Linked DNA regions of Homo sapiens: region 1 is linked to region 2. The links are chromatin loops, found by intact Hi-C in ENCODE. Cell type or tissue: B cell. All regions are shown on one strand. Each heading gives the region's core, and the rest is flanking DNA. Links, peaks and the distances in the headings are about the cores only.

What was found. Peaks named below come from ENCODE experiments on the same cell type or tissue, not always from the same donor. Only the 100,000 strongest peaks of a DNase experiment are listed, where the experiment ranks them.
Region 1: it touches region 2 in a loop (24-fold over the local background); 47 of 110 quality-filtered maps call a loop at or near these places.

Annotation. Positions count from the first base shown.
Region 1 is chr1:202,743,082-202,757,651 of GRCh38, reverse strand. KDM5B (lysine demethylase 5B) reads left to right here. Exons shown (of 27, transcript NM_006618.5): 10 at 1,136-1,294; 11 at 2,200-2,381; 12 at 4,585-4,747; 13 at 6,874-6,993; 14 at 8,513-8,707; 15 at 11,329-11,510; 16 at 11,670-11,794. Among named protein-coding and RNA genes, the nearest start is that of SYT2, 40 kb to the right of the region's middle. In B cell, for the core only: a CTCF peak has its summit at 6,685; no DNase peak of the experiment used is centred there.
Region 2 is chr1:202,991,281-203,004,847 of GRCh38, reverse strand. It overlaps the pseudogene MGAT4FP and the pseudogene RPS20P8. Among named protein-coding and RNA genes, the nearest start is that of TMEM183A, 9.3 kb to the left of the region's middle. In B cell, for the core only: CTCF peaks have their summits at 5,206 and 5,413 (motif pointing right); a DNase peak (open chromatin) is centred at 5,407; H3K4me3 peaks cover 295 bases; H3K27ac peaks cover 1,210 bases.

The sequences.
Region 1 (14,570 bases), core at 3,461-11,460, 250 kb after region 2:
ACTTAAAATGTTTGCTTATTTAATGGACTTAAATTTATACTCCATTTGAATTTTCAGTTCTCTTGACTTCCTTATGTGTTATAATATTTGCCAATATGTTTGCTTAACCAATCCTGATGACTTGCATGTAACCTCTTCTATTTGTGGTTAACTGTATATTTTGACAGAATATTAGATGAGGACATTGAGGGATAGACATTTAAATGTTACCTGCCTCTGGATTTACACCAGATTAACAACAGATTGACATTTAGTCTGGTGACTCTTTATTCTAAGGGCGTGCTGCTACAAGTTGCTCCTTTTGTTATATCATATATACTGGAAGTCCCCAACCACCCTTTCCCAACCTGGCCATTGACCAATACCAGTCGGTGGCCTGTTAGGAACAGGGCCACACAGCAGGAGGTGATCAGTGGGCAAACATTACACCCGAGCTCTGCGTCCTGTCAGATCAGTGGCTGCATTAGAGTCTCATAGGAGGGCAAACCCTATTGTGAACTGCCTATGCAAAGGATCTAGGTTGCATGTTCCTTATGAGAATCTAATCCCCCCCCCACCTCCCAGCCCTTGCGCCCTGCCCTTCCCCATCCATGGAAAAATTGCCTTCCATGAAACCCATCCCTGGTGCCAAAAACACAGGGACACTGGCGACCACTGCTATATACTGTGTTTTTTGTGTTGGTTGCCTACATTGCTCTCAGACAGGTCCAGTGAAAAGAATGAAAGGATGGACTCAGGTAATGTATTTGAAAGCATCTCAAAGTATAAAGCATCATTGAAACAACAAACCTTATTACTGTGCTGTTGTCAACTGTACAGTGCTATACGTCATTCAGACACAACTAACCATTATTACTATACAGTTTATGTTACATTTTTTGAAACACAGAAATATCTCCCGGTCATAAATAATTGCTTTCCTTGGCTCCCTTTTACAGTTGTGGCCTGGCTGGTGATAGAGGAACATAAATTCCTTTTAGACAGTAGAGGTTTCCTGAATTGCCTAAGATCAATTATAGAACATTATAGACACAATTTTTCCTTAGGATGCTGTTCTTTGATTCCCATCACTGAGCTTAATTGGTCACAGACAGTTTGTGAGGAAACTCATTTTTTCTATTCCTTGTATTTCCAGATGGTCCCCACAGAGCTTGTTGAGAAAGAATTTTGGAGACTAGTAAGCACTATTGAGGAGGATGTCACAGTGGAATATGGAGCTGACATTGCCTCAAAGGAATTTGGCAGTGGCTTTCCTGTCCGAGATGGGAAAATCAAACTCTCACCTGAGGAAGAGGTAGGCATATAAGTGGCTTGGAAATTGAGGTATTTATTGAAATTCTGTTTGGTTGGCTTGAAGTAACTTATGATTACTTTTAGCAAATCCTTAATTACCAGATTTTTAATGATTTCAAGAAAAGTAGAAAGAGCCTACAGAAGAATTCTAGTCCTAACTATGTCACTATGTTGTGGTCATAGGGGAAAATTACTTATCATCCTTTGCCTTCAGATTTTATAACCTTGGTTTCTCCTTCTGAAGAAAACCTGAAGGCCTGAGACCAGGTCTATTTATTTTCAAACTTTAATATTTTTGAGTATTTTTTTCCATACTAGCGAACTCTTAGGAAGAGTTCTGTTTCTATCTTGGTAGGAAAGTGTGATTTTTTTTTTTTTTTGGTAGTTTTCTTTGAAAGTATTACATATGATCAGAAAAGTACATAGTTATATGTATACAGACTGATGAATTTCCACAAGCTGAACACACCCATGTAACCAGCACTAACTAAAACAAGAAATAGGATATTCCCAGCACCCCAGAAGTTCCCTTTTCGCCCGCTCTCCTTCACTACTTTTCCTCTTTCAGGACGAGCACTATGCCCTCAGGATAATCACTATCCTGACTTCTAACACTATAGATTAGTTTGCCTGATTTTGAACTTTGTTAAAGTGGACTCATGGCTTATGTTCCTCTATATATATTTAAAAAGAGACAGATACAGAAGTATGTGCTGTGTGAGTCCATTTATACAAAGCTCAAAACTGGGCAAAACGAATCTCTGGGCATCCTAGAAGGTCAGCATGGTGGCCCCTCCTCTTCCACATTTCTTTTTTTATTTTGAAGGATAATATTTTTAGCTGGCCTTCTAAAACGTTAGCATTGTATAGCTAAACCTTTATCCTCTTTTGTCTTCTTATTTTTAGGAGTATCTTGATAGTGGCTGGAATTTGAACAACATGCCAGTGATGGAGCAGTCTGTCCTTGCACATATTACTGCTGATATATGTGGCATGAAACTTCCTTGGTTGTATGTGGGAATGTGCTTTTCTTCATTCTGTTGGCACATTGAAGACCACTGGAGCTATTCAATTAACTACTTGCACTGGTGAGAAGTTCCAAAAAGAACCCATGAGTAGTATGCATGCTGGATAGGAAAACTTTCCTTTTCAGTGCAGATGTGTCTTAACTGTGTCTGAAGAGCATTGAACTACTTTTTTCCCTAAGGTTTTTCACTTCTGTTAGAACAGGCATCCTGACAAGTTAAGACAGTGGTTCTTAAGATTCCTAGAGCATCCATGAATTCCCTGAAATTGCACACACACTACTTTGCAAGAACAACGTAATTCTGGGGGAAGGGTAGTTTTTATCTGAAGTAAGGAAGTCTTTGTCTAGGCCGGGTGCAGTGGCTCACGCCTGTAATCCCAGCAGTTTGGGAGGCCAAGATGGGCGGATCACCTGAGGTCAGGAGTTCGAGACCAGCCTGGCCAACATGGAGAAACCCCGTCTTTACTAAAAATATGAAAATTAGCTGGGTGTGGTGGTGAGCACCTATAATCCCAGCTACTTGGGAGGTGGAGGGAGGAGAATCACTTGATCCTGGGAGGCAGAGGTTGCAGTGAGCCAAGAGACCGCACCATTGCACTCCTGCCTGGGCAACAGAGCGAAACTCTGCCTCAAAACAAAAAGAAGTATTTACCTATAGAAAAAGCATATTCTAAATAAAAGTTACTTTTACTATAGAAAATCCCATTTGGTGGCAGTGCTAGCCTGGATACCCCTTTGGGAGAAGCGTGAATTATAGTAGGTACCACAGTGTCCTCCAGGTCTGTGTAATGACTAGCCTCTCTTTTGTTGTGTTGAATTCAGGTATCACTATGCACAGTAGAGTGAGCCTTATCTTGGTGTGCACATTGAGGGGGCAAGGCGGGAGGGATGTGCAGATATTTGGGCTTCTTTACTTTTTAAACTCTTCAAGCCATTTCTTCACATCTGTTTTCTTCTCTATTTTTCTTCTAAATATAAAAATATTTGAAAATCTGTAACTCACTCAAATCCTCACACAAGGAATTTGAGGATGTACCACAAGAAAGAGAATTGGCATATATATGTATAGAATTAATTCTGCTTCCCTAGGCAGTTTCTCCCAGCTGTAAAATGAATATTATATTTACCATACCTCGCAGGGATGATACAGATAAATTGTTTGATAATTTAAAGTCCTTTGAAGAATAAGAATTCCTTAGAAATGCTAATTGCCTTACTAGTGTTTGATTTAACTTCGTCTGCCAGAATGGGCAAGGGAAAAGAAAAATGGAAAGTTGCCTTACCCTTGTGGGTTGCTTTAGGAAACTGTGATAACAACATATCCTGAAGTGAATACGATACCTTATATTCTTAGAAATTCTGGATATTGGCTGGGCATGGTGGCTCACGCCTGTAATCTCAGCACTAAGCTGAGGCGGGCGGTTCACCTGAGGTCAGGAGTTCGAGACCAGCCTGGCAACATGGTGAAACCCCGTGTCCACTAAAAATACAAAAATTAGCTGGGCATGGTGGTGCACGCCTGTAATACTAGCTACTCGGGAGGCTGAGGCAGGAGAATTGCTTGAACCTGGGAGGTGGAGGTTGCAGTGAGCCAAGATTGCGTCATTGCACTTCAGCATGGACAACACAGCAAGACTCAGTCTCAAAAAAAAAAAACAAAAAAAAAACAACAACAACAAAAGAGAAATTCTAGGTGTCTGCATTTTCTAAAGAGTCAGATAAAAATGAGAGTGGGGAGAGGGACTTCAGATGTTCAGATGGAAAGTCTTCTGTTCATACTTGAAGGGGGAAAATGCATTACATATGTTCACATCACATTCCTTTTTTGTTTTTTTTGAGATGGAGTCTTGCTCTTGTCACCCAGGCAGGAATGCAATGGTGTGATCTCTGCTCACTGGATCCTCCACCTCCTGGGGTCAAGTGAATCTTCTGCCTCAGCCTCCCAAGTAGCTGGGATTACAGGTGCCTGCCACCATGCCTGGCTAATTTTGTATTTTTAATAGAGATGGGGTTTCACCATGTTGGCCAGGCTGGTCTTGAACTCCTGACCTCGTGATCTACCCGCCTCAGTCTCCCAAAGTGCTGGGATTACAGACGTGAGCCACAGCACCTGGCTCACATTCACATTTCTAATGATATTTCGTCAGTTTGTGGATTCCTTTTTTGCGTAGTCTTACAAAGCCGAGTCTGAAAAATATGAACTGGTAACCCATTTTGTTTGTGTTGGTGTTGCAGATTGATTTATTTTTATAATCTATTTCCAGGGGTGAGCCAAAAACCTGGTATGGAGTCCCAGGGTATGCTGCTGAGCAGCTAGAAAATGTAATGAAGAAACTAGCTCCAGAACTCTTTGTGTCCCAGCCGGATCTCCTCCATCAGCTTGTGACCATCATGAACCCCAATACCCTGATGACTCATGAAGTGCCTGTATGTTCTGGGTTAATCCTCCTGCCACTCAAGCTTAATTCACCACTTCTCTTTTTCCTTTTTATTCACTTTTTTATGATGTTGATTTAGTTCTGTGTTTTCCATAGCATGACTTGATAGCAGAAACAGCTGTTTTGCTGCAGTACTGTACATTTACTCAGTAGGACTGGATCCTTAGATACCACAAAAACTAATTTGTTGCAGCTGATAACTAGATTGCTAAACAGCCTTCCTTTGCAAGTAATAATTGCAATTCATTGGTTTTAGTGTATTTATAAGTGAAAATCTATTTCAAGGTCTTGAGCTTGTATTTTAGGGTGCCCAGTCTGACTGAAAAGTCTAGAGGTTGCTAAATGAAGTGACAACTATACAGTCATGGGAAACCTAACAACAGGGATATGTTCTGAGAAATGCGTTGCTAGGTGATTTTGTTGTCATGTGAACTTCATGGAGTGTACTTACACAAACCTAGATGGTATAGCCAACTACACACCTAGGCTGTATGGTGTAGGCTATTGCTGCTGGGCTACAAATTTGTACAGCATGTTACTGTACTGAATACCTTAGATAGCTGTAACACAATAGTAAGGATTTGTGTATTTAAATGTATCTAAACAGAAAAGGTACAGTGAAAATATGGTATTATAATCTTACAGATCACCATTGATATGTGGTCTGTCTGTGACCAAAATGTTGTTACATGGTGCACAACTATACTGGCTTCCTTTTGGAGAATACTCTGAAGACATTTGGGAAGCCATATTGAAATGTATGAAGAGTCCATCTTAGCTAAATAAAATGTAAATGATACATTTACAGTGTTAAAGTGAACTTGTTGTGACCTAAAGTTTATGCTTTTGGGTTCATAGGCTAGTCAATGGAGACAACAGAAAGGACTTTCATTTGAGGCATTATAAATTATGCATGGACCATAGCTTAGAAAGTAATCACCAGTAAGCACCACAATCTCACCATCTCCTCATAGTTGGTATTTCTTCTCATAATATTTTTCTTTCCTCATGTTGACTGTTTTTTCCAATTTGTTAAGAGTAGATTGCTTTAATTGAGACCTGACCCTGGTTCTTTAATAATTGAGCAAACTTTCTGGAGTTAGATTCTGGACCTACAGAGATAGATGAATGAACTCCTTGTGCATTTAGGGATTCATTATCTGAAGTAAAAGATAATGTTTATACAGATAATACAAGGGTGGTGTGGTTTGACAGTGGTGACAACTATGAGACTGATCTAATAACTCTATTGAGAATCAGAAAGGGCTCTTAAATGAGATGACATCTGTAGTAGGAGCTGGAACTCTGATAAATTATCACATGTTTGGCAGAGTCAGGGAAGGAGGAAGTATTCCAAGTAGAAGATATGGTGTTCCTGTGATGGGTAGTAGTCTTTACACAGAACCCTGAAGGCCGTATTACTACACAGATGGCTGGTCTCCACCCCTAGAATTTCTGATCCTGTTATTTTGTTAGTCTGAGTGGGGCTTCAGGATTTGCATTTCCAACAAGCTCCTAGTGGATGTTGATGCTTTTGTTCTGGGGGACCGTACACTAGGTAAGCATTGGTGTAGAAATGTAGATGCTTGAAAAGGAATCTAATATTATTATATAATAATAAGCTCAGTATAAGGATTTGTGTGCCTAGAGCAATATAGGTACTTTTGGGGTGAGGGTGGTGGTAGGAAGAAGGGAATGATGGGAGGTAAGTTTGAGTTCCAAATGAGGAGGACCTCTGTATGTTATGAGATTCTTGAAATAGAGTGGGATTGCTTTAATTGGTGGTAGAAGATGCTACTTGAGGGGTAATAATAATATATTAGGATATTCTTAATTGCAGCTGTTTTTAAAAGTTATACCTTGAACCTTAATATGGGCACATTTTTGTTTTGTGTTCAGATACTAATCAACTTTGGTAGTCTGGGATACTGCTCCATCTTGTGACATAAATTAGTATCTCTAGGTGATATTCTACTATAATAATTTGTTTTTTCTGGCTCAATTTCAGAAAGCTGCCTTTTTTTGAAAATTATCTAATAGACTGTGTCCAGATTGTCTTTAGTAACAATGTCACTCTTTAAGAAACTCAAAAATCTTCAATTTCTGTCTCTTTAGGTTTACCGAACTAATCAGTGTGCTGGGGAGTTTGTGATTACATTTCCAAGAGCCTACCACAGTGGTTTTAACCAGGGTTTTAATTTTGCTGAGGCTGTTAACTTCTGCACTGTTGATTGGGTATGTAATTACAATGTAGTTAACCTTTTCAAATTTATTGTTTTTCCTGAGGAAATGGAATATAATGTTTTAAAGTGTCATGTGGGCTGGGTGCGGTAGCTCATGCCTATAATCCCAGCGCTTTCGGAAGCCAAGGTGGGCAGATCACCTGAGGTCAGGAGTTCGAGACCAGCCTGGCCAACATGGTGAAGCCCCATCTCTACTAAAAATACAAAAATTAGGCGTGGCGGTGGGCGCCTGTAATCCCAATTACTTGGGAGGCTGAGGCAGGAGAATCACTTGAACCCAGGAGGTGGAGGTCGCAGTGAGCCAAGATCACGCCATTGCACTCCAGCCTGGGCAACAGACTGAAACTCTGTCTCAAAAAAATAAATAAATGTCACATGGATAGTTGCCTTGACCCATTACTGCTCAGCTGGTCAGTCTGCAAATTGTTTACCAGTCCACAATGAGATAAAGCACTTGTACCACAGTGTAAATCAAGCATGAATTACCTAAGCATACTGCTTAGTTCAGCTGATGTTTTTTCTTTTGTAGCAAGACTTTGTTGATGAAGAATGGAGTCTATTGATTTACATTCTGGCTGAAGCTCAGTATCTCATTGCAAACTGATAAATAATTCCAGTCTAAAGGCTTTGTATAGTACTAGCTTACATTATCTGCAGTACAGCAATTTAAGGACACATTTGGTTTCATTAGTTGTAAAGTTTAATTTTTATATTTGTATTAATACTTTTCATTTACCTAAAAAGTTCTAGATTAAGTGGTGTTAAAGCTAATGAATTATAACTTTGTTATAATGGCACTTGCTATATCTATACTTATTTCCCATTAAGTAGTTTTTCAGAGTATTATTCCCTGAAGTAGGTTGATCATACCAGTTCAGCACAATTATTTCAGGAAATATATAAGGTCATACTTCTAATTAGATTCTACATTGTTGTAGATACTCATACATTGTTAATATGCTGGGTCTTTTTTTTTTTTTTAACCACTTTTTAATTAAGATATGTAAGATTACAGATCTTTGGGATGCAAAGATAAATAGGGCCTAGGCTAGGAATTTTATGAGTCTGGTGTTTTGTTTGTTTTTTAAATTTTTTCGAGACAGTCTCGCTCTGTCACCCAGGCTGGAGTGCAGTGGTGCAATCATGGCTCATTGCAGCCTCGACCTCCCAGGCTCAAGCAATCCTTCCACATCAGCCTCCAGAGTAGATGGGACTACAGGCGTGCACCGCCACACCCGACTAATGTTTATATTTGTTTGTAGAGATGGGATTTCACCATACTGCACAGGCTGGTCTCCAATTCTTAGACTCAAGCAAGGCTTGGCCTCCCAAAGTGTTGGAATTACAGGTGTGAGCCATCTACCTGGCCCAGAGTCTGGTTTTAGGGTTGGTAAATGATACGTGTTAAGACCCATAGTGTGATGTTTGGTAATTTGATAATAATGGGTCAGAGGTGTTTGGAAATAGAAGAAAGATGAATGTTATTTTTTTCTTTCCGTGTTTTGATACAGCTGCCATTAGGCCGACAGTGTGTGGAGCATTATCGCTTGCTTCATCGATATTGTGTGTTTTCCCACGATGAGATGATCTGCAAGATGGCTTCCAAGGCTGATGTATTAGATGTTGTAGTGGCTTCAACTGTTCAGAAAGACATGGCCATTATGATTGAGGATGAGAAAGCTTTAAGAGAAACTGTCCGTAAATTGGTAAGGCTTATGGAAATCCAACTGCATGTTGTCATTGGGTATTATTTAGTAAAATTTTTACGCACTTTAATATCATTTTAAGCAGTCTTTTTAAAGCCTATTTTCTTTGAGGCCATTGTAATAGATGTATAGTAGTATCTCGTGGTTTTAATTTTTATTCACTATCTTATTTGCCACATGTACATATGTCTCTTTGAAGTAGCTGTTCAAATGTCTTGCCCCTTTAAAAAAAATGTTTTGTAGAAACAGGGTCTCACTATGTTGCCCAGGCTGGTCTCAAACTCCTGGGTTCAAGCTATCCACCCAACTCAACCTCCCAATGTGCTGGGATTACAGGCGTGAGCCACCACACCCGGCTTGCCCTTTATTTTTTTAAAACATTTGGTTTTTGTAATAATTCTTTATGTATTCTGCATACCAGTTTTTTTTTTTTTAAATCAGATAGGTGTTTTGCTAATGTTTTCTCCCAGTCTGTGGCTTGTCTTTGATTTTCCTACCAGTGTCTTTCAGCAAGCAGGAGTTTTTCATTTTGATGAAGTCCAGTTTGTTAATTATTTTCTTGTGTGAATCATGTTTTTTTGGTTTCCTATTTAATAAATCTTGCCTAATCCAAAGTTACAAAGATTTTCTCCTACAAAGTCATCTAGAATTTCATAGTTTGAAGTTTTACATTTAGGTCTTTCATCTATTTCAAGTAATTTTTGTTTTTCAAAAATATGAGTCAAGGTTCATTTTTTTGCATGTGGATATCTAGTTCTTCCAGCAGCATTTCTTGAAAAGACTATCTTTTCTTCATTAAATTGCTTTGGCACCTTTGTTGAAAATCAATTCACCACATAAGTATGGGTCTATTTCTGGACTCTTGTGTTCTGGTGATCTATGCATCTATTCTATTGCTAATACTAAATGGTCTTGATTATTGTAGCTTTCTAAGAAGTCTTGAAATCAGGTAGTATGAGTCTTCTAACTTTGTTTTTTTTAAAAAATTGTTTTATCTCTTTTACTTTTTTTAATGTACATTTTAGAATCAGCTTATTGATTTCTACCAAATCAATTCCTGTTGGAATTTTGATTGAGACTGCATGAAACTATGGATAGTTTGGGGGAGAATTGATATCTTAATAATATTGAGTCTTCCAATTCATGAACATAGTATAATTTTATATTGCATGTTTTTTGGCACTATTATAAATTGTACTTTTAAAAACTGAATTTCTAATTGTTTATTGCTAGTATTTAGAGAGACAATTGACTTGTATATTGACCTTGTCTCCTGAGACCTTGCTAAAGTCACTTAATTCCCAGTAGCTTTTTCATGGATTCTTTTAGAATAATAATATCTGCAAATAGTAATACTGTTTTTTTTTTTTTTTTTAAAAATATGTGCCTTTTTGGGTAGAATCCTGGAATATTGGCTCTCTGCAGCCCATTTACATTTTAACAGCAGGTTACCTACCTTACCCTCTTATATTTTACAGTTGGGGGAAAATAGTGCCCAGAGGGTTTAAGTAACTTACCAAAGTCTTACATCAAAAATGGTAGCTCATTTTTAGAACTCTGAGACTTTTTCCATATATGGAATTTACAAATTAAAATTAGGTATGAACTACATGATTGATTCTCAATTAAAATCCATGGAGTTGGTCCTTAATCTTATTTTAAACAAAAATGTTAACTTTCTCCATCCCATGAAGTCCTTTTTAATGACCAATTCAAGAATAAAACCAAAATCTAATTAGCATTTTCCTTACCTTCCTCATCTTTGTTGGCCCATATAATTGGCAGATATGAAATAGTTAAAAGGTTAAAATACAGGATAACAGAATAAAAGAAAGAAGCCCAGTAGTTCATAAACGACTGGCATTCTCAAGGCTGGATTAGGATCCAGTTTTAGATAGGGAGAAAAGGTGATAGAAGTTTGGTCTTTAAATGACAAAAGGTGTATCCAAGAAGGGTTCTCTAGATGTTAGGTGGTACAGATTATGTTGAAATTTACTGGTTCAAGACCTTATTTTTCCTGACAGTCTTTTAGGAGGAAATGTTTAATTATGACTTTAGTCTTTGCTATTGCACAAATTTTCTAACTATTCAGTTAATGATATCCTTTCATATAACTTCCTGTAAAAGGCTGAGAGACCACTCAGCATCTTCCCAAACTCAATTTCTGCACGATAGTCTTTTCCACTCGTCCCATCTTCTTTCCTTTTATTTTTGTCCTTTTAATAGATTCTCCATATTTCCTCAGAAGTAGGAAACATATTCCTTTCTTTTAATCTTATCTATACCTCTTATCTATACCCAAAATGTGGACAAGGCTAATTTGTAGTAGAACAGATAACTAATCTCAGTAGTTTTACAGTCCTATGGTGTTCATACTCAGATCAAAATGACCAAACATAAGGACCTGCCTTGTCTGAAAAAGGAGATCTCCCTAGACAAATGAACTTGCCTGTATTTGCTAGGTCATTTGTTTCTTTGTATGCCACACATTTTTAATCATGCATCCCTATTTTGGTAAAGCTTTTTTTTTTTTTTCAGACTCAAGTACTACTGCATGTTTGTCTTGGGCTGGTGGATTATATTATCCTTTGGAGGTCTCTCTAAAGTATACTTTATTCTAGGGAGTGATTGATTCGGAAAGAATGGATTTTGAGCTGTTGCCAGATGATGAACGTCAGTGTGTAAAATGCAAAACTACATGCTTCATGTCTGCCATCTCCTGTTCTTGTAAACCTGGCCTTCTTGTTTGCCTGCATCATGTAAAAGAATTGTGTTCCTGTCCTCCTTACAAATATAAATTGCGGTAAGTAGGAAGAACGATTTTTTTTCCTATGGAAAACAGTTGATCCTTACTAAAAGCTCAATGATACCGCAGTTCTAGGGCTGAAATGTTAAGTATAAAACATCTAGTTTTCTCCAAAGCTACACGTCTCAAAGCTAAGTGTGGTGGTATTATTTCCAGGTATAGGTACACGCTGGATGATCTCTACCCTATGATGAATGCATTGAAGCTTCGAGCAGAATCTTACAACGAATGGGCCTTGAATGTGAATGAAGCTTTGGAGGCAAAGATCAACAAGAAGAAAAGTATGTGATACAGAAAGTGACTTGGTGATTGGCAAATTGGGGCTTATTGTGATGTAGCCAAATTAAAGTCAACAAAACATTTCTTGAAACAGCCTGACCTCATCCTTGGTTAGCCCCTCTACATAGCCCGGTTTACAGAGCACCGGCAGAGAAGGTTTTAAAACCAAGAGTGGATAAGGCAGTTGCCCTTACATCCCAGTGAAATTTTGTTATATGAGTTGTGCAACATCACTTACTTAACAAAAACGATATTGTTAGGAAACCTTTATTTTTGTCTCAGAAATAAAAATTTCACATTTCTTACAAAGATGTTGAAATCTTTAAAAAAACAAAAACAAAAACAAAGCATCTTGTGACAAAGGCAGCATGACACTAAATCAGGAGTCTCTGAAATGGTAGTTTATCACTTCTTAGTTCTAATTAAAGTTAAGGTCCCTGGCACTTGTCATTACCTTTGAAAGTCACTGCTACCCTTTATATCTCTCTCTCTCTTTTTTCTTATGAAAATATAGTTTGTTTTTTGCTTTTTACTTTTCACCTCAGGGGTATATGTGCAAGCTTGTTACATAGATAAACTTGTGTCATGGGCGTTTGTTGTACAGATTATTTCATCATCCAGGTATTAAGCTTAGTACCCATTAGTTATTTTTCTGGAGCCTCTCCCTCCTCCTGCCCTCCACCCTCCAATAGGCTCCATTGTGTGTTGTTCCCCTGTATGTGTTCACGTGTTACTCCCCTGTATGCATCCATGTGTTTTCATCATTTAGCTCCCACTTAATAAGTGAGAATATGCAGTATTTGCTTTCCTGTTCCTAGTGTTAGTTTGCTAACTAATTGCCTCCAGTTCCATCCATGTTCCTGCAAAGGACACGAGCTCATTCTTTTTTATGGCTGCATAGTATTCCATGGTGTATATGTACCACATTTTTCTTTATCCAGTCTATCATTGATGGGTATTTAGGTTGATTCTATGTCTTTGCTATTGTGAATAGTGTTGCAGTGAACATACACATGCATGTGTCTTTATAAATGGAATGATGTATATTCCTTTGGGTATATACCCAGTAATGGCATTGCTCGGTCAAATGGTATTTCAGTCTTTAGATCTTTGAAGAATCACCACACTGTCTTCCACAATCGTTGAACTAATTTACACTTCTACCAACAGTGTATATGCGTTCCCTTTTCTCCACAACCTTGCCAGCATGTTACTTTTTGACTTTTTAATAATAGCCATTCTGACTGGTATGAGGTGATATCTCATTGTGGTGTTTTTTTTGTTTGTTTTTGTTTTTGTTTTGAGACGGAGTCTTGCTCTGTCACCCAGACTGGAGTGCAGTGGTGCGATCTCGGCTCACTGCAACCTCCACCTCCTGGGTTCAAGCAATTCTCCTGCCTCAGCCTCCTGTGTAGCTGGGACTACAGGCACGTGCCAACATGCCCAGCTAATTTTTGTATTTTTAGTAGAGACAGGATTTCACCATGTTAGTCAGGCTGGCCTTGAACTCCTGACCTTGTGATCTGCCTGCCTCGGCCTCCCAAAGTACTGGGATTACAGGCGTGAGCCACTGCGCCCGGCCTTTCATTGTAGTTTTGATTTGCATTTCTCTAATGATCAGTGATGTTGAGCTTTTTTTCATATGATTGTTGGCCATACGTATGTCTTCTTTTGAAAAGTATCTTTTCATATCCTTTGCCTACTTTTTAATGTTTTTTTCTTGTAAATTTGTTTTAAGTTCCTTATATATGCTGGATATTAGACCTTTGTCAGATGCACAGTTTGCAAGTATTTTCTCCCATTCTGTAGGTTGTCTATTCACTCTGATGATAGTTTCTTTTGCTGTGCAGAAGCTCTTTAATTAGATCCCATTTGTCAGTTTTTGCTTTTGTTGAAGTTGCTTTTGGCATCTTCATGAAATCTTTGCCTGTGCCTATGTCCTGACAGGTATTGCCTAGGTTGTCATCCAGGGTTTTTATATTTTTGGGTTTTACATTTAAGTCTTTCATTCCTCTTGAGTTAATTTTTGTATATGGTGTAAGGAAGGGGTCCAGTTTTAATCTTCTGCATATGGCTAGCTGTTATTCCAGCACCATTTATTGAATAGGGAATCCTTTCTCCATTGCTTGTTTTTGTTAGATTAGTTGAAGATCAGATAGTTGTAGGTGTGCCTTTTTATTTCTGGGTTCTCTATTCTGTTCTGTTAGTCTGTGTGTCTGTTTTTGTACCAGTCCATTTCTCTTTCAGAGTGTTTTCACTTGCTTCCATTTCTGTAGCCCAACACGTAACTCCACCCGCTTTTATTTAGGGGAAAGGAGCAATATCATTGTCTCTGAGTCTCCTGTGCTCTAGTAACTGAGCACACTAGTTACTCACTAACTGCAGAATAAAATGCAGGAGGAAGAAGTGGTTCAAGCCACAATAAGATTTATATTTACTTTGCTTTCATAAGTCAGTTGTTTTCTTCTTTTTGTCTATTTTAAACATGCCAGGTGTTTTTTTTTTTTTTTTTTTTTTTTTTTTGAGACAAGGTCTTGCTCTGTCATCTCAACTGGAGTGCAGTGGCATGGTCGTGGCTCACCGCAGCCTTGAAATCCTGGGTTTAAGTAATCCTCCTGCTTTAGTTTGTCAAATAGTTGGGACTACAGTTGTGTGCCACCATGGCTGGCTAAGTTCTTTAATTTTGTAGAGAGGAGATCTTGCTTGTGTTGACCAGGCTGGTGTTAAACTCCTGGCCTCAAGTGATCTTCCTGCCTTGGCCTTGCAAATTGCTGGGAT
Region 2 (13,567 bases), core at 552-8,551:
CTTGAGCTCAGGAGTTTGAGACCTGCCTGGGCAACAAGACCCCATTCTCCACAAAAAGGTAAAAAAAAAAAAAGACCAAAAAAAGTGTAATAAAAATTTCACAAGGTTCACATAGATGTAGATTTCTACTCATGTGGCACCCTGTTGAAAACACTCAGGCATTCAGATTCTGGAGGAAATCAAAGTTACAAGAAACATAAACCCTATTACAATGTCACTATAAAAAACTTGGGTTTTAACAAGAATGTTGTCTCATTTTTCAGCAGTATAATTACTATTTTAATGCATTGGATGAAAGAAATGCTAGTTCCCAAAACTGTTTATTTCTTTTTTTTTTTTTTTGAGACGGAGTCTCACTCTGTCACCCAGGCTGGAGTGCAGTGGCACGATCTCAGCTCACTGCAACCTCCGCCTCCCGGATTCAAGCAATTCTCCTGCCTCAGCCTCCCGAGTAGCTGGGATTACAGGCATGTGCCACCACACCTGGCTAATTTTTTTGTATTTTTAGTACAGACGGGGTTTCACCAAATTGGCCAGGCTGGTCTTGAACTCCTAACCTTGTGATCCACCCACCTCGACCTCCCAAAGTGCTGGGATTACAGGCGTGAGCCACCGCGCCCGGCCTCAAAACTGTTTATTTCATCTTTCAAAATTTCTAGACTGAGAAGATTTTAAGCAAATCCTCTGAGACTCTTAAGTCCTTGGGCCAATATAGTGGAACAAATGATCCTACTCTTTCATTCCACCTTTTATTAAAAAGCAACAATTTTTAATTAATAGCACTGTTAATCTCCAGACCAGAAGATACAAGTTCTTGCTAGGAAGACAAGTAAAAGTTACTAAAATTGTTATTATGTTTAAATGCAAGTGGCTTAACCTAGCTATTAGGAAGAAAGTGAAAGGAAAATGTTGTTTTCAAATATTTTCCTCAGAAAAGTGGGAAATTCAAGGACAGCAGATAAATATATACAGCATTCGAATGCTATATTTCTAGATTATGTCCACCCTACTTTTTTGGTATTAAACTGTCCTTTAGACCCGGCACGGTGGCACACACCTGTACTCCCAGCACTTTGGGAGGCCGAGGAGGGTGCATTACAAGGCCAGGAGTTCAAGATCAGCCTGGCCAACATGGTAAAACCCTGTTTCTACTAAAAAACAAACAAACAAAAACAAAAATTAGCCGGGCATGGTGGCGGGTGACTGTAGTCCCAACTACTTGGGAGGATAGCTTGAACCCAGGAGGCGAAGGTTGCAGTGAGCCGAGATCGCACCACTGCACTCCAGCCTGGGCGACAGAGCGAGACTCCATCTCAAAAAAAAAAAAAAGGTTGTTATTTATTTTGCACTAATAGTAAATGCTCACAGGAGGTGTTTGCTTTTTAAGGTTCCTTTATCTTGAAAACTTAAAGATGGCAAATCTATGTTGGTTGTCATAATTTTCTTTCAAATTTTAATAGCCTGTGAAACCCTAAAGCCTGGGAATCATTGCTTTGGAGGTATTGGAAAAGTATCCCTTCGGTTTGAATAAATAAATACATGACAGTGGGATTTCCTACTGAAGGCAGTTTAGTATAAAAAAGCAATATTTTGAAAGTAGTCAAGAGTGCAGCTTGTGAAGTCAGACTTGCTTGCATTCAAAACTTCCCTCTGCCATTTATTATCTGTGTGACCTTGGAAAAGTTACTTAACCTCTCTGAACCTCAGTTTCCTTGCCTGTAAATTTCAGATAATAAAAACACCTGCTTCACTGGGTTGTTGAAATAATTAATTGAATTAACCCATAAAAAGCATTAAAAATAGCACATAGTAAGCCTCTCAGCTATTATTATAGTGGTGAAAAAGTTGTGGTAGTTGTTATTTGAAAACACCTTAGGTGACTGATTCCTTTTTGCTTCTACTGCATTAGGACAGAATACATAGAGTCAGAAGGAAGGCAACCCATTCCAGTTTATTAAAATGCTAAGACTAGTTAGTACCTAACATACAAGTGGCAGGGTTAGAATTCAGACTATCTCCAAAGTTCATATATTAAAAAAACACTGTTCACTTTGGGAGGCCAAGGCAGGTGGATGATTGAGGTCAGTAGTTCGAGACCACCCTGGCCAACATGGTAAAACCCCATCTCTACTAAAAATACGAAAAAAAAAAAATTAGTCAGGCATGCTGGGACATGTCTGTAGTCCCAGCCACTCGGGAGGCTGAGGCAGGAAAAAACACTGTCTTGGCCAGGTGCAGTGGCTCCCAGCACTTTGGGTGGTAGAGATGGGAGGATCACTTGATGCCAGAAGTTCGATACCAGCCTGGTCACCATAGTGAGACACCATCTCTGTTAAATAAATAAATAAGAATAAGAAATAAAAATAAAAACCACTGTCTTATACTGCCTCTAAGATTAAAAGAGTCATACTGAACTTTTGCCTTTGATTAATATTAGTAGTCTAAGTGTAAGTTCCTCTGAGCTGGCCACACCATGGTCAAGGCATTGTGACATTCTCCCACCCTTGTGATAATGTACTTTGTGATATTCCCTATCCTTGTGAATGTGCTTTGTAACGCTCCTGCCCGCCCTTGTGACAATACAGTCTCCCCCTCCGCCTTGTGAACGTACTTTGTAACATTCCTCCCTGCCCTTGTGACAATGCGTCCTCTCTGCCCTTGTGAATGTACTTTGTAACATCCTCCCCGCCCTTGAGAATGTACTTTGTAACATCCATCCTTTGCCCACAAAAATTGCTCCTAACTCCACGGCCTATCCCAAACTTATAAGAACCAATGATAATCCCACCACACTTCGCTGACTCCTTTCTCGGACTCAGCCCACTTGCACCCAAGTGAATAAACAGCCTTGTTGCTCACACTAAGCCTGCTCAGGTGGTCTCTTATACAGATGCGTGTAACAGTTAGTACACGTGGAGTCAAACTAAGAGAAAACCTGTAACAGAAAACAAACTGAAAGCGTACTTAAACAATGAATTTCTATGATGTGCTAAAGCTGTGGAAAAGATCTGAGAAGAATCTGATTCATAAGAAGAATGCAGTGAGCCAAGATCGCGCCACTGCACTCCAGCCTGGTGACAGAGTGAGACTCCATCTCAAAAAAAAAAAAAAAAACAAAAAAAAAACAGCTGTGGCACTAGAAAAACTGCATTTATTGCATTTATTAAATCTAGGGAAAATTGCTTGTGATTAACTTTACCCACCTTATTTAAAATATAGTATATTGATGCCGAGCGCGGTGGCTCACGCCTGTAATCCTGGCACTCTGGGAGGCCGAGGCCGGCAGATCACCTGAGGTCAGGAGTTCAAGACCGGCCTGGCCATCATGGTGAAACCCCATCTCTACTAAAAATACAAAAATCAGCCGGGCATTGTAGCCGGCATCTGTAGTCCCAGCCACTTGGGAGGCTGAGGCATGAGAATCACTTGAGCCCAGGAGATCGCACCACTGCACCCCAGCCTGGGTGACAGACTGAGACTGTCTCAAAAGCAAAAAATAAAATACAATATAGTATATGGCCAGGTGTGGTGGCTTACACCTGTAATCCCAATACTTTGGGAGGCCGAGGCAGGAGGATTGCTTGAGGCCAGGAGTTTGAGACCAGCCTGGTCAACATAGTGAGACCTCATCTCTATTTTATAAAATAAATTTTAAAAATAAAATATAGTATATGATACAAATAGTTCAATTCACATAGTTCTCAGTGGTTTTCAGTTAAAAATAATAGTAACAAATAGAGTAGCCTAGCGTTGGGAAGCTCAGGCTCTAGAGGCAGATGTTCTCAGTTTCAATCACTGTTCTTCTCTTAATAGCTACATAACCTGGAGCAGATTACTTAATCTCACAAAAATTCAGTTTCCTTATCTATAAGATGAGCTTCATAATGATTCCCAATTCATAGAGTTGCTTTAAGGATTAAATGAGATAATACAATATATGGAAAGCTCTTAGCTCAGCACCTGGCACATAATAAGCACTCAATAAAGGTGGGCTGCACTTAAAACTAGAAGCATATTCATTTGAATCAGTAGCTCTCAGCCATGACTGCACAATGGACTCCCTCCCTGGTGGTGGCATTTTATAAAGTACTAGTGACCTGGCCCTACACCCAAAGTTTCATATTCAATCAGTCTGAGGTGTAGCCTGGGCACTCGCATTATTTTAAAACAATCCCTAGAGGGCCAGGCTGGTGGGCCACACCTGTAGTTCCAGCTACTCTGGAGGCTGAGGAGGGAGGATCCTTCAAGACCAGGAGTTATTCTCTTAAAAACAAACAAAAATAATCCCCAGATGACTTTAATGTTCCGTCCAAATATTGAGAACACAGGTTTAGATCAAGGGCCAGCAAACCAGAGGCTGCAGGCCAAATCTGACCCCTACATATTTTTTGTAAATAAAGTTTTATTGAAATACTCCTACCTATTTATGTATTATCTGTGGCTACTTTTTTTCTTTTTTAACCAACTGATAATCACTTAAAGAAAATTGATTAATCCTGTGCAGAGGTGACTTCAACAGCTGGCTCAATACTGATGAAAGTAATCAATTTAGCAATTCAGAAGTTCTGTGTCAGTCAGTGAGTCGCTTGTGGATTCTTATGGGGATTTATCTTGGATTCTTACAAGTCTTAAACAAACTTCACCACAGGAGTTTTTCTCTTAGTGATTCTTAGAATCTTGGTAGGGATCTAAAATGGTCCTTTCACTTTGAGATTATTTTCCTTTGCACTTTTGATCAAGTCAGCACACATCTTCTCCAGGGATGTCAGGTTGCAGCTAGTTAGGGTAATTTTATTTTCAGAGACAGGGTCTCGCTCTGTCGCCCAGGCTGGAGTTCAGTGGCGCGATATCAGCTCACTGCAGCCTCGACCTCCTGGGCTCAAGAGATCCTCCCACCTCAGCCCCCCAAGTAGCTGGGACCACAGGTGCGCACCACCACGCCCGAATAAATTTTGTATTTTTTGTAGAGAAAGAGTCTCTCTATATTGTCCAGGCTAGTCTTGAACATGGGCTCAAGTGATCCACCACCTGCCTTGGCCTTCCGAAATGCTGGGACTACAAACGTGAGCCACCGCGCCTGGCCGGTTAGGGTAATTCTAATTCAGTGAATTAACTTGTGGTTCCAGGGATGTCTTTCTCATGTTGTTAAAAGCTGCGTCTGTGGCATGATTTCCTCTGGAGAGTGAACAGCGGCGAGTCAGTTGCAGGAGCGGGTGGACCAGAGTTCCGGTACAGCTGGGACCAGGTCTTCCTCAAAGAGCTATCTGTGGCTCCTTTCACTCTACAAGGCGTAATAATGACAAAGACCGAATGATCCTCAAAGTCTAAAATATTTGCCGTCTGGCCCTTTACAGCAAGTTTGCAGACTTCTAATTTAGAATAAAGTTTCTGGGCACTCTGCACCACAAGAGGGCAGTATAGCCTCAGTACGTGATAATTGAGTCTACAAAAATTTGCACATCAGGAATTACAGAAATGAACATATTTTTCCCACCTATAGGCTCCTTTCTCTAATTTACAAACATGCACAAGTCTACTCTGTCCTGAAAACCTCCATGACAAACACTGTTCCCTCCTCTATCTACCATGACTAATAAGAACACCTTTTGCCCATTGTCTTTGTTTCTTCAGCACCTAGACAATTCTTGTGTCACCAGACTCGGGCTTCAAAATTCACCTGTCCATTGAAACTACTCTTAAGGTAGCCAGTGACCTCTTCATTGCATTTTCTACATTCTCTTTCTTATATTTCTATGAGATCTCATCCTTCTTGAAATCATCTTTACGATGATACTCCATTTTTTTAGCTCTCTTCATTATCTCTCTGGCTACTCTCACGGTGACAATGCTCTTTTTTCTCCTTCTATAACCTGTGTTCCCTATTCCACTCTGTTTAAGATGGGCATCAGTCCAGATAAATGCTGTTTTTGCTTTTGCAAATTATTAGCCTTACAAAGTTTTGGGCCGGGTATGGTGGCTCATGCCTGTAATCCCAGCACTTTGGGAGCCCGAGGCGGGTGGATCACGAGGTCAGGGGTTTGAGACCAGCCTGACCAACACGGTGAAACCCCGTCTCTACTAAAAATACAAAAATTAGCTGGGCATGGTGGCGGGTGCCTGTAATCCCAGCTACTCAGGAGGCTGAGGCAGGAGAATCGCTTGAACCCGGGAGGAGGAGGTTGCAGTGAGCCGAGATCGCGCCACTGCACTCCAGCCTGGGCGACAGAGCGAGACTCGTCTCAAAAAAACAAAAACAAAACAAAACAAAACAAAGTTTGGGAATCAGATTGCTAACTTATAAGGGGCATGGCCAGGACTTAGTATGCAATGGGGCCAGGTAAGAAGGAATTGCTATTAACTGAAGAGGTTTGATCAAGTACCACGTCCCAAGGGCAGACCAGAATGAGTTGGGGGGTGAACACAATCTTCCTCAGCTTCATAATCCCACACTTCATGATCCAGTCAATTTTGGGGGCCAGACCCAAGTCTAATCCTTAGTATCTTTATACTGTTTCCTCTATCAGGGAATACCTGCTCCATTCCTTTCTCCTGGGTAACATAGGAGCTCTGTAGGATTAAAAAAAAATGGAGTTCCATGCTAGCTATAAACACTCTACTTGCAGTTACTATAATTAGCTGAGAGCTCTGGGAATTTTCAAGTTTCATTCACGCTGTAGTATGAATCAGAACTTCATCTCTTTTTCTTGCTAAATAGTGTTCCATTTTATGTATGCACCACATTGTGTTTTTCCGTTCATCTGTTGAGGGACATTTGAGTTGCTAATGTGAATAATGCTGCTATAAATATGGGTCCACAAATATTATTTCAAGACCCTGCTTTCAATTCTTTTGGTATATATCCAGCAGTGGAATTACTGGATCATGTGGCAATTCTATTTCTAATTTTTTGAGGAACCACCATACAGTTTTCCACAGCAGCTGCACCATTTTACATTTCCACAAACAGTGCACAAGGATTTCAACTTTTGTTCATCCTAGCCAGCACTTGTTATTTCCTGTTTCTTTTTAATAGTAGTCATCCTAATATGTGTGGGATGGAATCTCATTGTGGTTTTGATTTGCACTCCCCTGATGATCAGTGATATTGAGCATCTTTTCATGTGCTTATTGGCCATTTATATATCTTCTTTGGAGAAATGTCTATTCAACTCCTTTTGCCCATTTTTGAATCAGGTTTTTTTGTTGTTGTTGCTGCTGTTGAGTGTTTGGAGTTCTCTATATAAACTGGATACTAATCCCTTATAAGATACATGATTTGGGCTGGATGTGGGGGCTCATGCCAGTAATCCCAGCACTTTGGGAGACTGAGGCAAGAGGATTACTTGAGCCCAGGAGTTTGAGATCAGCCTGGACAACATAGCAAGACCCTGTCTTTACAAAAAATTTAAAAATTAACCAGATGTGGTGGTGCAGACCTGTGGTCCCAGCTACTCTGGAGGCTGAGGTGAGGATTACTTGAGCCCGGTAGGTTGAGGCTGCAGTGAGCTGTGATTGTGCCACTGCACTTCAGCCTGGGTGGCACAGAAAGATCCTGTCTCAAAAAAAAAAAAAAAAGATGTAGGATTTTCAAATATTTTTTCCAACTTTGTGGGTTGCCGTTTTACTCTGTTGATAGTGTTTTTGATGCACAAAAGCTTTTAATTTTCATAAAGTCTAAATTGTCTATTCTTTCTTTTGTTGCCAGTCCCCTTGGTGTCATATCCAAAAATTCATTGCCAAATCCAATACTGTGAAGCTTTTGCCTATGTTTTCTTCTAAGAGTTTTATAGTTTTAGCTCTCAAGTTTGTCTTTCATCCATATCAATTTAATTTTTGTATGTGATGTAAGGTAAGGATCCAACTTCATTCTTATGTTGTGTGCATATCCAGCTTTCAGAGCACCATTTGTTGAAAAGACTGTCCTTTTCCCATTGAATGGTCTTGGCTCCCTTATCAAAAATCATTTGACTGTATGTTAGAGTTTATTTCTGGGCTTTCTTTTCCATTCCATTAGTCTATATGTCTTCCTTTATGCCAATACCACACGTTTTGATTACTGTAGCTTTGTAGTGAGTTTTGAAATAAGGAAGTGTGAGTCCTCCAACTTTGCTCTTCTTTTTCAAGACTGTTTTGCCTACTCAAGGCAAATTCCATATGAATTTTAGGAAGGATTTTTCTATTTCTGCAAAAGACATCATTGGGATTTTGATGGGTATTGCATTGAATCTGTAGATGACTTTGAAAGTATTAACATCTTAACAATATTAAGTGTTCCAATCAATGAACATAGGATGGCTTTCCATTTATTTATGCTTTCTTTAATTTCTTTGGCAATATTTTGTAGTTTTCATTGTACAAGTCACATCCTTGGCTAAGTGAATTCCTAAGGACTTTGTTCTCTTTGATGGTATTAGAAATAGATTTCTTTTTCATTAATTTCATTTTCAGAGTGTTTATTCTGTTTATTACTTCATAGAAATTCAACTGATGTTTTTGTGTTGATTTTGTATCCTGCTAATTTGCTGAATTAGTTTAATAGTTCTAACAGGTTTTTTTGGTAGAATCTTTAGGACTTTGTACATATAAGATCATATCATCTTCAAACAGAGAAAATTTTGCTCTTCTTCTCAAATTTGGATTTTTTTTCTGTCTTTCTTTGTGCCTAATTGCTCTGGCTAGAATTTCCAGTACTATGTTGAGTAGAAGTGGCAAAAGCGGGCATCCTTGCCTTGTACCTGATCTTACAGGAAAAGTTTTTAGTCTTTTACTATTCAGTATGACGTTCACTGTGAATTCTTTATATATGATTTTATTATGTTGTGGTAATTTTCTTCTATTCCCAGGTTGTGGAATGTTTTTATAATGAAAGTATGTTGAATTTTGTCAAATGCTTTTTCTGCATCAATTGAGATAATTATGTGGTTTTCTTCCCCTTCGTTATGTTAGTGTGGTGTATTACATTGGTTTTCATATGTTAATCCATTATTACATCCGGGAATAAATCCCCCTTGATCACGGTATATAATCCTTAAGATGCTGCTTAATTCTTTTGGCTAGTATTTTATTGAGGATTTTTATATGAATGTTCAAAAGGGATATTGATCTGTAGTGTCCTTATTGTATCTTTGCTAGCTTTGGTATCAGGGCAAAACCAGCCTCACAGGATGAACTAGGGAGTGTTTCCTCCTCTTAAATTTTTTGGAACAGCTTGAGGATTCATGTTAGCTCTTTAAATGTTTGGTAGAATTCACCACAGAAGCCATCAGATCCAGGGCTTTCTTTGTCAGGAGATTTTTTTTATTACTGATTAGATCTTACTAATTATGAGTCAACTCATAGTTTCTATTTTTTAACGATTCAGTCTTGGTAGGTTTTGTGTTTCTAGGAATTTGTCCGTTTAATCTGGGATATCCAATTTGTTGGCATACAATTGTTCATAATACTCTCTTATAATCCTTTTTATTTCTGTGAATCAATAGTAATGTCCCACTTTCTGATTTTAGTATTTTAGTCTTCTCTCCTTTTATTCTTACTCAGTCTAGCTAAAGATTTATCAATTTTGTTCGTCTCTTCAAAGAACAACTTTTGGATTAGTTTCTTTTCTTTTTCTTTGAGACAGAGTCTCGCTCTGTCACCCAGGCTGGAATGCAGTGGTGCAATCTCAGCTCACTGCAAACTCTGCCTCCCGGGTTCAAGTGATCCCCTCACCTCAGCCTCCCAAGTAGCTGGGATTACAGATGTGCACCACCACACCTAGCTAATTTTTGCATTTTTTGCGGAGACAGAGTTTCACCACATTGGCCAGGCTGGTCTTGACCTCCTGGCCTCAAGTGATCCACCCACCTCGGCCTCCCAAAGTGCTGGGATCACAGGTGTGAGTCATCGTATTTTCTTTATTATTTTTCTGTTCTCTGTTTTGTTTATCTCTGCTTTTATCTTTATTAGTTCCTTCCTTCTGCTAGCTTTGAACTTTGTTATCTTTTTCTAGTTCTTGAAACTGTAAGTTAGGTTGTTGATTTGAGATCTTTCTTCTTTCTAAATATGAGAATTTATAGCTATAAATTAACCCCTTTACATGGCTTTTGTTGCATCCTCTAAGTTTTGGTATGTTGTATTTTAATTTTCATTTATCTCTAAGTATTTTCCAATTTCCCTCTGTGATTTCTTCTTCCTCTTCTAAAGGGAGGTCCTAGAATATAGTTCCTGATAAGCTATGACAAAATTTTAGTATGTCGAGTGGGGTACCTCAGTAGTCACTCTCATAGAAGTAGACTATAATAGGCCGGGCACAGTGGCTCACGCCTGTAATCCCAGCACTTTGGGAGGCCGAGGCGAGCGGATCACGAGGTCAGGAAATCGAGACCATCCTGGCTAACACGGTGAAACCCCATCTCTACTAAAAATACAAAAAAAATTAGCCGGGCGTGGTGGCGAGTGCCTGTAGTCCCAGCTACTCGGGAGGCTGAGGCAGGAGAATGGCGTGAACCTGAGGCAGGAGAATGGCGTGAACCTGGGAGGCGGAGCTTGCAGTGAGCCGAGATCACGCCACGGCACTCCAGCCTGGGCGACAGAGCAAGACTCCATCTCAAAAAATAAAAGAAAAAATAAAAGAAGTAGACTAGAATAGTGGTTACCACAGGACGGGGAGAGTAGTTGGGGAGCAAGCATCATGACAGATTGTTCAGTGAGTACAAAGCTGTAGTTAGATAGGGGGAATAAGTTCTGGTGGTCTATTGTATACTAGGATGACTAGAGTTAACAATAATGTCTGTTTCAAAAGAGCTAGAGGAGAGGTTTGTTAATGTTATCCTCACAAATAAATAAATGTTCAAGGTGATGGGTATGCTAATTACTCTAATTTTGTCATTGCACAATTTATACAGGTATTGAAACATCACATTACACTCCATAAATATGTACAATTATTATGTGCCAGTCACAAAATTTTTTTAATGTACATAGGATAATGGTCCAATGATCAAGAATGTCAGGATAGCTAACAAATACTTTGAATAAAATATAATACAGTAGGATGATTAAAAAAAGAAACTCGGGGTAAGAAAGAATATTTTGCCGGGCACAATGGCTCACACCTGTAATCTCAGCACTTTGGGAGGCCGAGGTGGGCAAATGGTTTGGATTCAGGAGTCCAAGACCAGCCTGAGCAACATGGCAAAAACCTGTCTCCACTAAAAATACAGAAAATTAGCTGGGTGTGGTGGTGCACACCTGTAGTCTCAGCTACTTGGGAGGCTGAGGCAGGAGGATTGCCTGAACCAGGGAAGTTGTCTGCAGTGAACCATGATTGCACCACTGCACTCCAGCCTGGGCAACAGGAGTAAAAAAACACTGCCTCAAAACAAAGAAGAAAGAATATTTGTAGAATATATAAAAGTTCTCTAAAAGCATCAACAGTGGGTAATAGGAAAGAATCACTATTGTAATACTCAGAATTGTCAAGTTATAAAATGTAAAGGAAGGACAGCTGAATACGAGAAAACTATATTTTGAAAAATAACAATGTGGGCCAATTTTTAAATAAACCATATAAATACCAGGGCTATGTAGGAAAATCTCACATAGGTTTTGCTATTGTTTTTCTATATGCCTTATAACTCTGGTTCCTCGTTCCTGCATTACTGTCTTCTTTTGTGTTTAGCTGGGGTTTTTTGTAGCGTAATGTTTTACTTTTCTTCTCATTCCCTTTTGTGTATATTCTATAACCATTTTATTTAAGGTTGCCATGGGGATTACACTTCACATCCTGAAGTTATGACACTCTAATTTGAATTTATACCAACTTAACTTCAATAGATACAAAAACTCTGCTCCTATACTGCTGACTCCCCACCCCTTTCAGCTATTGATATCATAAAATATCTTTATACATTGTGTGTCCAAAAACATAGACTAATAGTTGTTTTTTAAAATGTATTAGTCTCTAAAATGATGTAGAAAACAAAATGCAGAGTCTCAAACTGAAGTTACAATAATACTAGCTCTTAGACTAATAATTGTATTTTATACCGGAAATTTTATGCTCATTTTTACTTCTACATAAATTTTTTTAAAAGAAGCATTTTGGTTGAGAGAGAATAAAGAAGATGAGGAAGATTTTTTTAAAGACTAAGAAGAAAAAGTAGAAAGGGGTAGGAGAAGGAAAAGGAAAAAGATGCTTATTTAGTCTCAAGTGAGTCATGACCTATAGCATAATGCTATAGTTTTATACATGTGCCTTTAGCAAAATAATACTATCACTAAGTAAAGCTCATCTATAATTGTAGATGTTTTTAGATTTAAAAGTTGAATTTAGGATCTTTATGGGGTAATTAGAACTGGTATTAAATTCCTATTATAAACAACTAGAAAATTGGATAAAATATAAGAAAAAAAAATGCCTTCGGACATTGAACAACAAGTAACCCAGGAGAGAAAGCACAGACACAAAGTAAGCCTTACAGTTTCCCTGGCTTTCTGCATTGAGGTAATTTCTGAACCACAGACATTACAGAGCAGAATTCCAGGAAGGAGAGAACTATGCAGGAAAAAGAGCTCCAGAAATCTGCATGGGAGTTTCCTCAAGTCAAGACTACTGGGCCATGCACACATACAGTAAAATTCCACAAGGCCAGGGGAAAAGTGGGATGATATCAATGATAAAACTGAAGCAGAGCAGAGGAAGAATATGGAAATTTCTTGGGTCAAACATTAACATCAAGGGGTCTAGGAAAGAATAGAGGTTTAATGACCAATTTGTGGTAACTAACAGATCTACTTACCCGTTGGGCCTGATCTTAGCCTGGAAAGGGGATGTGGAATGAAAGTAATGAAGAAAGACTCAACAGCTCACTGTAGCTCTTCTTTACAATTCTCCATGAGGGCTTTGTAAGTTGTTGAAGGTATTATTCAAAACCTGCCAATTTAATTCAAAGTGGTGGAATTGCATTCTGAACGATTTCTAAAATACTGGGTCAAATCAGGATAGCTAAGTTATGCTGTGGTAACAAACAACCCCAAATCTCAGTGGTTAAAGACAATAAAAGTTTATTTCTCCCCCAAATTATATGTCTCATCCAGGTGTTGACTCTGCTCCATATAGTCACTCAGGGAACTAGGCTGACAGATGCTCCACTGTCTTGCAGCTATGCCATCTGGAATGCATAGCCAACTTAGTCACCAGAGTAAGGGAAGAGAAAAAATGGAGAATTTCATGTGGGTTTTTTACTGTCTTACCCCAGAAAGGACACATACTAATTTCCACTCATTTTTCATTGGCTAGAGTTAGTATTGTGGCTTCACTTAACTGCAAGGGGGCCAGGAATAGAGGAGCAAATGGAATATTTAGAGAGACTTACTGTGTTTACCACAGCTAGAAAGCTGGTGTTAACATTTCTCACCACCCAAATCTAACCTTCACTTACAAGTGATGGGGGAGATGGTGAGCTGCCTGCTCCCCATTCAGAAAGAACAGTGGTTGCTAGGTAGTGTCTCCTGAGAGTGTTGACCAGGCTTGGCTGGTCTTATAGGAGACATTCAGTGGCTTCAACCTACTCTGTGCAGTCAGAGC